Linked DNA regions of Homo sapiens: region 1 is linked to region 2. Evidence: chromatin contacts called from ENCODE Hi-C or POLR2A ChIA-PET data. All regions are on one chromosome and are shown on one strand. The core of a region is the stretch at or near the end of the contact, and the rest is flanking DNA. Distances in the headings are between cores, read along the strand shown.

The links. Hi-C counts contacts between places; a loop is a spot of excess contacts on that map. ChIA-PET counts read pairs that join two places held with the same protein, here RNA polymerase II (POLR2A). Pooled maps may share reads with other maps.
Region 1: a map of aorta shows a loop between it and region 2 (2.8-fold over the local background). The contact joins two enhancer-like sites. A Hi-C loop is called at or near these places in 1 of 168 maps with a recorded cell type or tissue (aorta) and 1 of 50 pooled maps. POLR2A ChIA-PET finds 5 or more read pairs at or near these places in 1 of 52 experiments (H1).

What each region holds. Positions count from the first base shown.
Region 1 is chr5:6,549,536-6,555,873 of GRCh38, reverse strand. No RefSeq gene overlaps it. Among named protein-coding and RNA genes, the nearest start is that of LINC01018, 29 kb to the left of the region's middle. Within about 2 kb of position 4,398, at least 2 of the 41 ENCODE cell types and tissues checked have a DNase peak (open chromatin) inside an H3K27ac peak, as active enhancers do.
Region 2 is chr5:5,634,356-5,640,862 of GRCh38, reverse strand. No RefSeq gene overlaps it. Among named protein-coding and RNA genes, the nearest start is that of ICE1, 210 kb to the right of the region's middle. Within about 2 kb of position 2,427, at least 2 of the 41 ENCODE cell types and tissues checked have a DNase peak (open chromatin) inside an H3K27ac peak, as active enhancers do.

The DNA of each region.
Region 1 (6,338 bases), core at 3,149-5,648, 910 kb before region 2:
CTGGTTGTGGTGGCATGCACCTGTGATTCCAGGTGGTAGGATTGCTTGAGCCCAGGAGTTTGAGGCTGTGGTGGGCTGTGATCACATCACCACACTCCCACATGGGTGATACAGTGAGATCCTGTCAAAAAAAAAAAAATGAGGAAGTTTTGAGATAAAAAGATGAGCAAAAAGATACTAGGGAATTCCAGCTGAAAGGAATCAGAAGTGATAACATTCATAACCAATGGATAATCCAAAATATCAAATTTAAGGTTAAAAGTGCTACACATGCAAAGATAAACACTAAATGTTACATAAAGATAAAAGGTTTAGTTCATGAAATGATATAATAATGTATTTGCATGTACTGAACAGTAGAGCAGAAATACATAAAGCAAACATGCTTAAAGATGCAGAAAGAACCTGATGAAAAAATACAATGGAGAGGGAGGAATTTCCATTTACCTTTCTCAGAATTACATCTAATTAATACCAAAAATAAGCAGGATACTAAGGATTTGAAGAACGCAATTAGTAAACTTGATGTATTAAGTAAAAAAGAGCCACAGATCTGCTGAAAGGCAATGTACATTTTCTCCCCCTAGGTCGAAGGAACACTTATAAAAACAGTGTTTTGCCAGAAAGAAGATTGTAATACATTCCAAAAATTAAAGCGTACAGGCTGCAGTCTCTGATCATAAACCGGTGAAGCTGGAAATAGGTAGTGATAAATAACTTAAGATAGTTGGATATAAGAAACACATTTCTTGATACCACTTAGGTCAAAAAAGAATTAAAAGGAAAATTACTATGTAGAAACCATAAAAAGAGAAAAATTCTTGCTAAAATCAGTGAGTCAGAGAGAATAACACTTTCAGGAAATGTGTCATCTCTAATGCCTTCATGATTAAAGAAGAAAGAGGAAAAATAAGAATACTTAGAATTCTTTTCACAAATTTTGCAAAATAACAATGCAAACCTTAAGAAATTAAAAGAGAGAGGATTAATACAAAACTTTTCTTTTTTTTTTTTTGAGACGGAGTCTTGCTCCGTCACCCAGGCTAGAGTGCAGTAGCACGATCTTGGCTCACTGCAAGCTCCGCCTCACGGGTTCACACCATTCTCCTGCCTCAGCCTCCCGAGTAGCTGGGACTACAGGTGCCCGCCACCAAGCCCGGCTAATTTTTGTATTTTTAGTAGAGACGGGGTTTCATCGTGTTAGCCAGGATGGTCTGGATCTCCTGACCTCATGATCCGACCGCCTCGGCCTCCCAAAATGCTGGGATTACAGGCGTGAGCCACCGCGTCTGGCCAGATTAATATAAAACTTAAATGAATGAAATGGAGAATGAGAAAGACAATTCCGAAAGCTGTGTGGGGCTTTTTTCAGTACAGCCCAATCTCTTCCATGGAAATTTGTATATTCATGTTTTCCATGTCTGATGTTCTGTGTGGGGCAATGTGGCCCGGCTGCCCCTAGGAGATCTGGCGTTCCTGGGTTCCTCTCCCACCCCCTGGATCTGAAAAGGAGCCAAGCTCTCCCCAAGTGTCTTAGGACGAGCCAGGTGAGGGGCCCTGGTCCCACCCTGGAAGCGGGAAACACATCTGGTACCTGTTGGGCATCTGTAACTGAAGCAGAACTTGTGGGCGCCCAAGTTTCTAGCGGAGGAGCGCTCCTGGGGAAGCTGGATAGTCTGATTCATTCACAGCACTGAGCTTCCCAGCCAGAGAGGTGGACAGGCGCTGGGCTGGGCCGGGGTGGGTCTTGCCCAGCTGCAAGGAGTGTCTGCAGATCTAAGTGTGCAACTCTGCTCTGCTCACTGGTGTGGGAGGCGGACATGCCGTCTCCTCCTTCAGCCTTAAAGAGACCCCAGTCCTTCCTCGTGAGCTGTGTGAGGCCACGTGTCCCTGTGGGGACCCTTCCAGCAGGCCTGATCTCCTTACCTCCCTCTCTCAATCCTTCTTGGAATTCTTATTTTTACACGTGCACACAGGTTTGTATGATTCTATACTGATTTATAAACGTGATCACATTATACTTATTGCTGTGTGTGTGTGTGTGTGTGTGTACACAAAATCTCCCTTTCACACTTTGGGAGGCCAGGAGTTCAAGACTAGCCTGACCAACATGGCAAAACCTCATCTCCACTAAAAATACAAACAATTAGCCAGGCGTGGTGGCGCATGCCTGTAATCCAACATACTGGGGAGGCCGAGGCATGAGAATCACTGGAATCTGGGAGGCAGAGGTTGCAGCGAGCTGAGATTGTGCCACTGAACTCCATGCTGAGTGACAGAGGGAGACCTTCTCGAAAAAAAACAAAAAATCTCCCTTTCAGCTTGGCTTCTCTCCCCTTCTCCCTCCCCAATGCCAACCGGCCTCCACGTGCAACCAACATTCATAAGATCCCTCCCTCTCTCCCTCCCTCTGTTTCCTTCATTCCCTCCCTTACTGACTTCCTGCCTCCCTTCTTATCTCCTTTCTGCTCTCATCCTTTTCTTTTCCCTCCCCGTCTCCCACCCTCGACCCTCGCAGGATGACAGCATCACTCAGCCCAAAGGTGCTGGAGGGTTTGAGTCTCGGGAAGATGAGTGCCTTCTCTGCATTTTTGGCAAGTCCTCTGGGATGACACTTTTCTTAATGTTTATTTACGAACTGTCATTTACTGGCGGGGGAGCAGTGGAGAGCTGTGCGGGTATTCAGGGCCCGTGGCTGCTCGGGACTGGCCGTGTCACTCTGCCCAGTTCCCCGCTGTCCCCATGCCATGGTGGCACAGGGCTCTGTGCACAGGAGATGGCGGCTAAATATTGAATACGTTTATTGACTTCTCTCCCTTGCCAGACCAGAGCAGCTATTTGGGAATTGCGTTCATTTTTCTGGATAGAAAATGTAGAAACATTGCAACTGGGGAGTTAGGGGAGCGCGAGAGCCCGTCCAGCCTGTGGCCTCTGACCCTGACTGCACACCAGGGAGTCTTTACATGCTGATGCCCAGGCCCACGGAGCAGGGTTCTCTGGGACAGGGAATGCTCATAAGTTCCCCGGGTGGTGACACTGATCAGAGGTCATGAAAACCGCTGATGCCCAAAGACCAATGATGATACCCAGAGAAACCTGCTCCACATTGGCATCCCAGAGGGTCAACTCTGCCCTGTGCAGCCCTGGACACAGGTCTGGAGTCTCATGTGCACTACTCTCCCCGGACATCAAGGTGAGTGTGTCAGACAAAAGAGGTGTCTTCAGCCTTGGCTTCCTTTTAGCTGACTGCAGAATGCCTGTTTTTAACCAACGATGAAATGAAAACGCATTGTGGGGCCAGAGCTGAAAGATGGCCCAGAGTTCTGAACGTGCAATTGGATGATGTTGGCTGGGATCAGAATAAAGGCCAGGGATGGCTTTCTGAGCCTTTTTTATTTTTCATGCTTTCACTGATTTTGCAAACAGGGAGGCAGATGGCAGAGACCAGCAGAGAGGAGGCTCGTGGCAAAGGGTCCCACCTGGCTTTGAACCTGGCTACACTGCCTGCTTGCTGTGTGATTCAGTCGCGTTTCAATCCCCTCTGTGCCTCAGTTTCCTTATTTGTAAAAGGAGACTAAGGTGAGTACTACAGAGGGTCACTGCCCATGTTGAATAAGTTAATCTGTGTGAAGTCATGAGCAGTAGGACTGTGGCATGCCCTTGTGACCATGCGCCGTGGCCCAAGCCACTCCTCTGCTCCCCATAAGCTCTTTCTGCTTCACTTCTGGAATATTCCTGCCAAGAAGTCATATCCCTTCAGCTGTCGGTGCTGAAGGTCTCCAGATGGCAGAGTGCGAGTGGCTTCCTTCATAGAATCACTTATTTGACACCTGCTATATGCAGGTGCGAGAGGTGCTGTGGATATGATGGTTATGGGACACAGATGAGGCCGGGCTCCTGTGGAGGGGCTTCCCTTCAGCATGGGGGCGGGGGCGGGGGGAAGTAGGTGAACACACAAGAGAAAGATCACATCATGCCAGACACCGTGCAGAGCCCGGGGAGTCAGCCAGACAGCGGCCGTTTCAGCCAGGCTGTTCAGAAGCCTCTCGGAGGAGGTGACCCTGATGCCCAGAAGCACAGTAGATCCGCAAGGCCGGGAAGGACGGCCCTCCAGGCAGAGGGCACAGCCTGGGCAAAGGCGTGGAGAAGGGACACAATTTGTGTATTTAGGGGACTCACAAGGAGGTGAGTTGGCTGGTACAGAGGAGGCCAGTGGGGCTTGGGCAAGATGTGCCAGCTGGTTGGATCATGGAGACTTCCTGGGCTGGCGGGGGAGACCAGCACAGTGTTCTGAGCATCCTGCCAGGGAATAGGCAGTGAGCCGAGGCTACCAGCTGTTCAGCCTTGGATGAATCACCTGCTGTGTAACCTGGGCCAAGCCTGTGGTCATGTTGGGTCTCAGTCCTCACCATGCTATGCGAGGGTGAAATTGGGACCACAGGCCCCTCCCACACCCATACGCCATACTTCCCATATAGGCACGTCTCCCAGATCATCACCGGCTTGCCTCACTAGCTGCTGAGCTGCTCCAACTGTAACATGTAGCTCATTGCAGTGGAATGCAACACAATAAATGTCCACTGCAGACGTTACTATATTACTATATCCACTTTCTGTCACCCTGACATGGGAAAAGTATCCACAGGACACCATCATTACCTCCCAGGGGGCTACCATGATATTCAGGAGAACAAAAACTATCTTGGCACTGTGACCTATTTGTGCAATACTATTTAAGGACATGTAATAAAAAGCCCAACGGTGCAGTAGGAGCTTAGAGGGGAGGGGTCATTGATGGAGTAGTTTTGTGACTCCTCATGGATGTGGAATGGTGTGCACTGGAACGATGAGGGGAGCGGCCCTTGATAGGTGAGGAGAGCAGACTCATCGAAGGGAGCCAGTTAGGGCCTGGGCCCAGAGAAAAGCCAAAGAAGCAGCCCAAAGAACGCACGCTGCAGTGGCCAGAAACCCCAGCTCCGTGGAGAGTAAGGATGGTGGCCACTTTTGGCGAGTGGGTGTTGAGAAGACATGAGAGGCTGCTGAGAGGCTGGGAATTTCTTGCCCTGGGGCATGACATGGGGACCTCAGGCATGGGCTAGAGGCAGAGTCTCATGCTGGGAGGAGGTGAGCTGGGAGGGGAATGTTTGCTGTGACTGTGGCTGAGTCTTAGCCTGGATGATGGAGGCTCATGGGTAGCAGCAGTCGCTCTACCCTGAATATTGTTCAAGGGTTGTGCAAATGTTGGTGTGGGGCTGGTGGGACAGCAGCTCTGCTGCTGGTGTGGACTGCAGGGGAAATCCAGAACAGCAGTCATGAGGTTGGAGGGCCTGGGCTTAGATAGTGGCATCAGGAATGAGTATTTGGTATACTTAAAAGTCATTTCACACTTTGGGAGGCCAAGGTGGGTGGATGACTTGGGATCGGGAGTCCAAGACCAGCCTGGCCAACATGGTGAAATCCCATCTCTACTAAAAATACAAAAATTATCCGGGTGTGGTGGTGGGCACCTGTAATCCCAGTTACTTGGGAGGCTGAGGCAGGAAAATCGCTTGAACCTGGGAGGTGAAGGTTGCAGTGAGCCGAGATGGTGCCACTGTACTCCAGCCTGGGCAACAACAGTGAAACTCCATCTCGAAAAAAAAAAAAAAAGTCATTTCATGGAGAAATCGGACTTCATACACTGCTGGTAGGAATGTAGGATGGTGAAGCCATTTCAGAAAACCATCTGGTAGCTCCTTCAAGGATTCAACACAGTTACCATATGGCCCAGCAGTTCCCCTCCTAGGTATATGCCCAAGAGAAATGAAAATATATGTTTGCACAAAAACTTGCACATATGACAAGTTACAGCAGCATTATTCATAATAGCTAAAGGGTGGAAGGAATGCAAGTGTCTATCACCTGATGAGTGTATAAACAGAATGTGGTCTACCTATACAGTGGCATAGTATTTGGCCTTGAAAAATGAAATACTGATACGAGCTACAATATGGACAAACCTGGAAAACATTATGCTAAGTGAAAGAAGCCAGTCATAAAATGACAAATATTGTGTGATTCCATTTATATGACGTGTCCAGAAGAGTAAAATCTATAGATCCAAAAGTAGATTAGTGGTTGCTTAGGAGTCTGGGGGTGGCTGAGGGGCGGGGGGCATGGCTAAAGATAAAGAATTTCTTTCCTGAGGTGATGAAATGTTCTAAAAATGATTGTGGTTGCACATATCTGTGTATACTAAAACCTATTGAATTGTACACTTTAAGTGGGTGAAGTGTATGGCTGTTTTTAAACAGTCCTTTCAAAGGAAGCATTCACCAAATTTTTGGACAGACTTGATT
Region 2 (6,507 bases), core at 1,178-3,677:
CCCATCCTCAGGGAAGGAGGATGCCAGCTATGAGGGATTTGTGTTAGGACTGTAGAATGACCTCATGGCAGTCAGGAGTCAGGGCACCCAACAGACAGGAGGGCTAGGTACATCAAACAGGAGAGCTCTGACTTCTAAGAAGCTGATCAAAGTAACGCAGACCCCAAGTTCTTGAAGGACTAAAATCCTGGGAGGGCCATTTGTAAACACTTTTATAATATATCACCTCTTCTTCTCATGTCAGAGCCAGGTATAATGACCATAACAGATGAAGGCATTGACGCAGGAGAAACAACAGGAGGCAGATTACTAGACTGGAGACTCAAGATTCTAACAGTATTACATCAAGTCTAATAAAATTATTCTGATGAAGAGGACCAACCTCAAAGTCAGAGATGTCCCTGAGCCCCAGGTCAAAAGAGGTTTCTTCTGTGTCTAGTGGACAGAGGAAAGACCTGAGGAGGACATAATATTAGTTTCCTCTCCATTCCATGGGAATTTTAACCCATTTTGTTTGCAAAGGGATAACTTCATTTATGACCTCCTGAGATTGTTATTAAGCTCTAATATCTTAATGATTGCAAATGTTCACCTGGTGGTAGGAAGTGCCAGAAAAAAAAGAAAATGGATCAGTCATGCTGAGAGGTAAAGGCCTTTGAGTAAAACTTCCCTTCCTTGAAAACAAAAACAAAAACAAAAACAAAAAACAGTAAGATCCTGTCTTTCTTCTGTTCCAAAGACATGAAACCTATGTTGGTCAAGCAGCTATTCCAAGTTCCCAAATCCACACACTGTTTCTTGCTCTTGAACATGAGCCAACACTATCAAGGGAGCACGTCTGAAGCTCCTTGTGCATGCTCACCTTCTGTTGGTATACACACTGACTTCACTCACCCTTCGGACACTGCCAAGCATTGTGTAAGGAAGACCAAGGCCTTTGTTTTTAGACCTGGGATAGAATGGTTTAGCAATTTTGTGATGGTTCCTAAAACCAATTTTTCAATTGCTTTGAAAAGTCAATGCTACTATCTAGGACAAAAATTACAAAATGTATCTTCATTAGCAGTTGATGGAACGCTCTTCAGCTTTTTCTGTTGATGTTTAATGTGAAGTGTGCCTGCAGAATCAGCAAGGATCCTTTTAAAGAGAGAACAAAGAATGATGCTCACAGTACTTGAGCAAGTTTGAGTAGCTGCTCATGAACTTCTGTTTATCCATTTATTTTACCAAGAAATTATATTTTACATATCTCTTAGACTATGGGAACAGTTTTTATTTTAAACTGAAGTTTCCAGGCCCGGCGCGGTGGCTCACGCCTGTAATCCCAGCACTTTGGGAGGCCACCACGAGGTCAGGAGATCGAGACCATCCTGGCTAACACGGTGAAACCCCGTCTCTACTAAAAATACAAAAAATTAGCCGGGCGTGGTGGTGGGCACTAGGTGGTAGTCCCAGCTAGTCAGGAGGCTGAGGCAGGAGAATGGTGTGAACCTGGGAGGGAGCTAGCAAGTGACCCAAGATCGCTCCACTGCACTCTAGCCTGGGTGACAGAGCGAGAATCCGTCTAAAAAAAAAAAAAAAAAAAAAAGAACTGAAGTTTCCAAAGCTCCATGCACAACTTTGGAATCACTTCAATTAGCTTTCATTAAATTACAGCGTCAACTTTGGTCTCTTCTTTGTCTCTGCCAAGAAATGGTTATTTCTGGGATTTGATTCACTTTCTTTATGAAGGGGCCTTTCTCTAAAAATGAGGGCCAAAGGCCTAGAGCATTGGGAACATATCAACTATATTTAATTGCAATACTGTTACTGTTATAGCATGGTGATCGAATTTTAAAAAGCAGAGTTATTCATAATGTAAAACTTTCAGCACAGTTTAAATATTTCAGTAAGTGAATTCCTGTTTGTGTCATTATAAGGTTGTATTTTCTCTTTTTGATCTTCTAAATAGAGATAAAGGCATTGTGACCCAGAAAGAACAAGAAATTTGACTTCAAACTGTAGAGTTGCATTTATAATGCTTTTTCTTCTAGTCTTTGGATAAACCTACTCACATCATTGATTCTTGGAGGACATAACAGCTCTGAATATTTTTCACTGCTCCATGGCCGAACTTGGTCCCAATTTCAGCTATAAAAAGCTGACAGCAAGCACTATTTGTATGTGATTAACTAGTAATTTTAGCAATGCTGCTTTTCGTTACTATTCAAGGTGCTGTAATTAATACCATTCCAGTATATCAGTTTTAACTCATATTTCCCTCCAAGAAAAAACTTGGCAGCCAAGGTAAGGGCATAAAAATAAGCAAAGGGATAGGTTATTTTTAGAATACCAAGGAGTTTGTGAAGTACATTCCAAAACGATTATGTAAAATACACGGCAGCAGTCATGACCACCAGATCCTGTGCTCGGGAGATGTATCCTGAGTGCTTGAACTCAGAGGCCACAGCCAGTGAAAATAACCCAGGACAACAGAGCAAAGGCTGAACTTATCTCCCAGGGACACAATCTTCACAGATAAGCATGGAGGAGCTCCCTGAAAGGCCATGATTACCAGTAAATGCGGCCTGTGTAGTAAGCAGGAGCATGCCAATTAAGTAATAAGTAATTTACTGTGTCATTTATATTGTGTTAGATGGAGGAATTGGAGCATGGAGAGGTAGAATGAATTACTAAAGGATATACAGGGAGAGAAGTGGTAGGATGGGATGGACAACCCTAAAAGGATCCTTGGCACATGGTAGGCACTGGGAGACTCGAATTGAATGATCAGATGGAAATGAATTGGGAAAGGTCTGGAAAGACTTGCTCGGCTTGGATGCTTTCTGGAATCCAGCAAGAGGCCACCCTTAATGAATCGGTCGGGGGTAAGGGTAGGTTCTAAGGACAGCTCAGGGTCCAGTGGAGTCCAGATGCTATTTAGAGGGACCCCAAATCCAGGCACAATACAAAATCCATACCACCTTCAAGGTAAGTATCCCCTTGGGTTCTTGCCAACATCGATTTCTAGTCCTTTAAATATGAAAAAACTAAAACCAAGCTTAGGAATGAAGCAGAAAGAGAGAGAGAAGGAGAGAGAGAAAGAAAGAAAGAGAGGGAATTATCCATCTGGCCCTTAGCCTCACTCTAGCCAGCTACATGAGGTATTGCTGTATACCTGGCTGTCATTCTCAAGTAACCTATATGTCCTAAATATGGCATATGCTAAAATGGAGAAAAAATAAGAAAGCAAGGCATTTTAATTTATTAAACCTAAGTCCTCTTTTCTTCTTGAAAATGTCTTTAATAAACATTTTTTAATAAAAATTGAGATTTTAAAATCCTTTAAGCACTCTTAAGATGTAGACATTTCTTTCTATCCATGGCAAAATATGGCTCACCTACAGAACAGCTCAGCTTCATGTTTCTCTCGGCCAGATGGATTTTATGAAGCATCTGTGGGTAATTCTGTTAGTAGATATCCACCCCTCCATCTGGATAAAGCTTCATTATTACCAAATCTAGTTACACAATGATATAGAGACAAGGAGGAAAGGCGGGAAAAAGGGATATTTTATATCAAACATTTTGAATTTCATTCTTTTTTCAGCAATGATATGTTTAGGTGAGCAAATAAAACTAGATTAAAACCAGGTGGCCAAAGTGAAAAAGATTCTTGAAACTAAACATGAAATTATTTCTTCTTTCAAAGAATAAGATGTTATCTTTGAAGTGCATGAAGCATTTGGCTAAAATTTTCACATCTTACATGTCTGTCCAGATTTCATACCGCCCTTTACTGAAAAGCAGGCTAGAAGGTATTTATTTTAAATATGAGCATAAGTTTTATCTTCTTGTTATTTTTTCTAAATCAAGTATAAGTCCCTAAACTTCTAAATCATGTCTATCCATGTAAAAAGTTTTCTTTACATGCACACACACACACACACACACACACACACACATCATTTATTACATTTAATCAACCTTGGTAGCATTGACATTTGGGGCTGGATAATTCTCTGTTATGTGGGCTGTCCCAGGCATCATAGTATGTCTGTCAGCACCCCTGATGTCTACCCACTAGATACCAGTAGCTCCCTCCAGTTATGACAACCAAAAATGTCTCCAAACATTGCTAAATGCCCACGGTTAGCAAAATCGACCTTAGTGAAGAGCCCTTGCTCTAAATCAATGTCCCTAATAAGAGATCCTTTGGATTTGAGAATTAAAATAATACTAAGTTCCCCAACTGACTGAGCAAATGCCCTAGGGACCAAGGGGAACCCAGAGAAACCTTGAAGACGGAGTTCCTGGCCATGACGGGAGGAGAGGTTAGATACGCCTCCTTACACCCCATCCCTTCTGTGGTTTAGACAAAACTGACCAGCATTAATGTTAAAATAGAGATCATAAGACTAGCGGAATAAACTCTTTTGTGGCAATAATATATCAAACTATACACAAGACCCAAGGCCATGCCAGGCAAGGGTTAAGTCACGCACCCCTACACTTAGAGAATAAACTATGTTCTAACTGCACAAGGTTTCTTTTCTCTAGCAGCTAAACAAGAATCTGTTCTGCATGAAGCTCCTGCCCCAACCCCTCCTCCTTCAAAGTGCCTTCCTTCTGGGCTCTGCCAGAGGCTACAATTCTCAGCCTCTCCGAATGGTGACCTTGCAGGCTGCAGCCCTTTATAAGAAGTGAAATCACCTATCCTAATGTATGAAGACGGTGGTTTTTCAGTTGACAGATTGAAGCTCTCATTCCGCTCTGGGGAAAGCTGAAGGCCACAGCCTGTGTCCCGTGTCCTCAGCTAGTGGCAGAAGCCTCTATCCATTATTGGGCTTTCTGGTTCATGAACTCATCAACTGTATTATTACCGTAACAATTCAGGACCTGGTTCCTCACCTGTTTCCCCTCCCTCCCCATTCTCAAAAATAAAACTCCAAAAGTCAGTATTTTATGAGAAGAAATTAAAAATCAATAAAGTAGCCATACTTGAATTGATGTGATAAGCAGTGTCATTCACAAAGTGCCCTCTACGATGACTCGGGCACAGTGTGGGGGCCTCACATTTATTTATATATGGTGTCTTTAATCCCCACAGCTCTGCCTTGCGTGTTGTATTGTCCCCAAATGGTAAAGAGAGAAACTGAGGTTCAGAAAGGGGAATAACTGACTCCAAACAGCACAGATCACAATGGTCTAAGCCAGAATTTGAAGTCACTCTCAGGTGTCAAAGCCCCTGCCTTTTGCTGAGCATCATATCATGGCCATTGAGCTCCATGACTTTCTCCAAGCCCTCAGTCATGGTCGCTGGAGGTTTATAGGAAACACAGGTACTTCAGCATGGCCCTCAGCTTTAAACTCAACTTGAGAGCTTAAATCGATCCTATTTTCTGTGCTTTAATTTCTGTGTTCTCCTTTTGGCTTATACTTCTATTTTCTCTGAAAAGGCTGATTTGGTTTAGGAAATACTCTTTTCCCATTCATCTGTCCTCCTTGAAAGATTTTTAAATGCTAAATAGTGGACATGTGGAATTCCTTAAGAGTCTTCTGCAGGTATCTCTGGAACACCCAGTGGCATGAGCTCCCCACCTCGCTCTCCAGTAAAAAGGTAAATGAGCCCAGTTCCACATGCCCAGCCTTTGAAGCTGGAACTCAGGGTCAATGGGAAGGTTCAGGGAAAGGTAAGGCTTTCTTATAAGCATTCAGTCTGTGTCCCTGCAGCCTCTGTCTTATCCCGTTTTTCCGGCAGCTAAGAAAAAAGAAAAGAAAACCCACTTTGCTGTTGTTTCCTAGCTCTCTCTCAAGAGGAACGATGCCAGGCAGTTCCAAGCACTCTATCTGGTGAAAAATAAACACCCACATAGAAGCATATGCTGTGCATGCCTGCGATGGCTGCAGGCTTTTGTCTTAACAGTGTCTGTACACTGACAGAGAGCAGGACAAAGCAGTGTGGGTTCCCAGATGACTTTCTCAAAGTCCTTGGACAATCACTGTTTTGCTTATGCCCTCCCTTGGATGGTAGGAAGGATCTGCTAATTCCTGCAGTGTTAGACAGGGGCGTGTCAACCTCTCACCATTACAGTGGTCCTCAAAGTATATTTCAAGGTGTTCTTTCTCATGCTCTCTTCTCTCTCTCTCTCTCTGTCTCACACACATACACACACACACACACACACACACAAAACCCTAGATGCTATATTATGACATACTCTGCCCTTTGCCTTTCCATGTGAAACTTTGAATAAAATGACTAAATAGCAAAGAATACAAAACAGGCAGAGGTTTTGTACCAAGCCACACAGGACTAATAAAAAAAGGAGCCAAGAACCAACGTGAATGGCAGCCATGCAGGTCTTCCAAAATTATAAGGTGGACCCAGAGCCACAGCTCGCATGGTCCTGAGAGCTGGGAAGGAGGTTGGTGATAAACCCTTTCACATAGGGAAGCCACCCTGATACTGTGTCTGAACAGCACTGTGCAGGACCTGAGGAAGCTCTGGGTCTCCAATGACAGAGT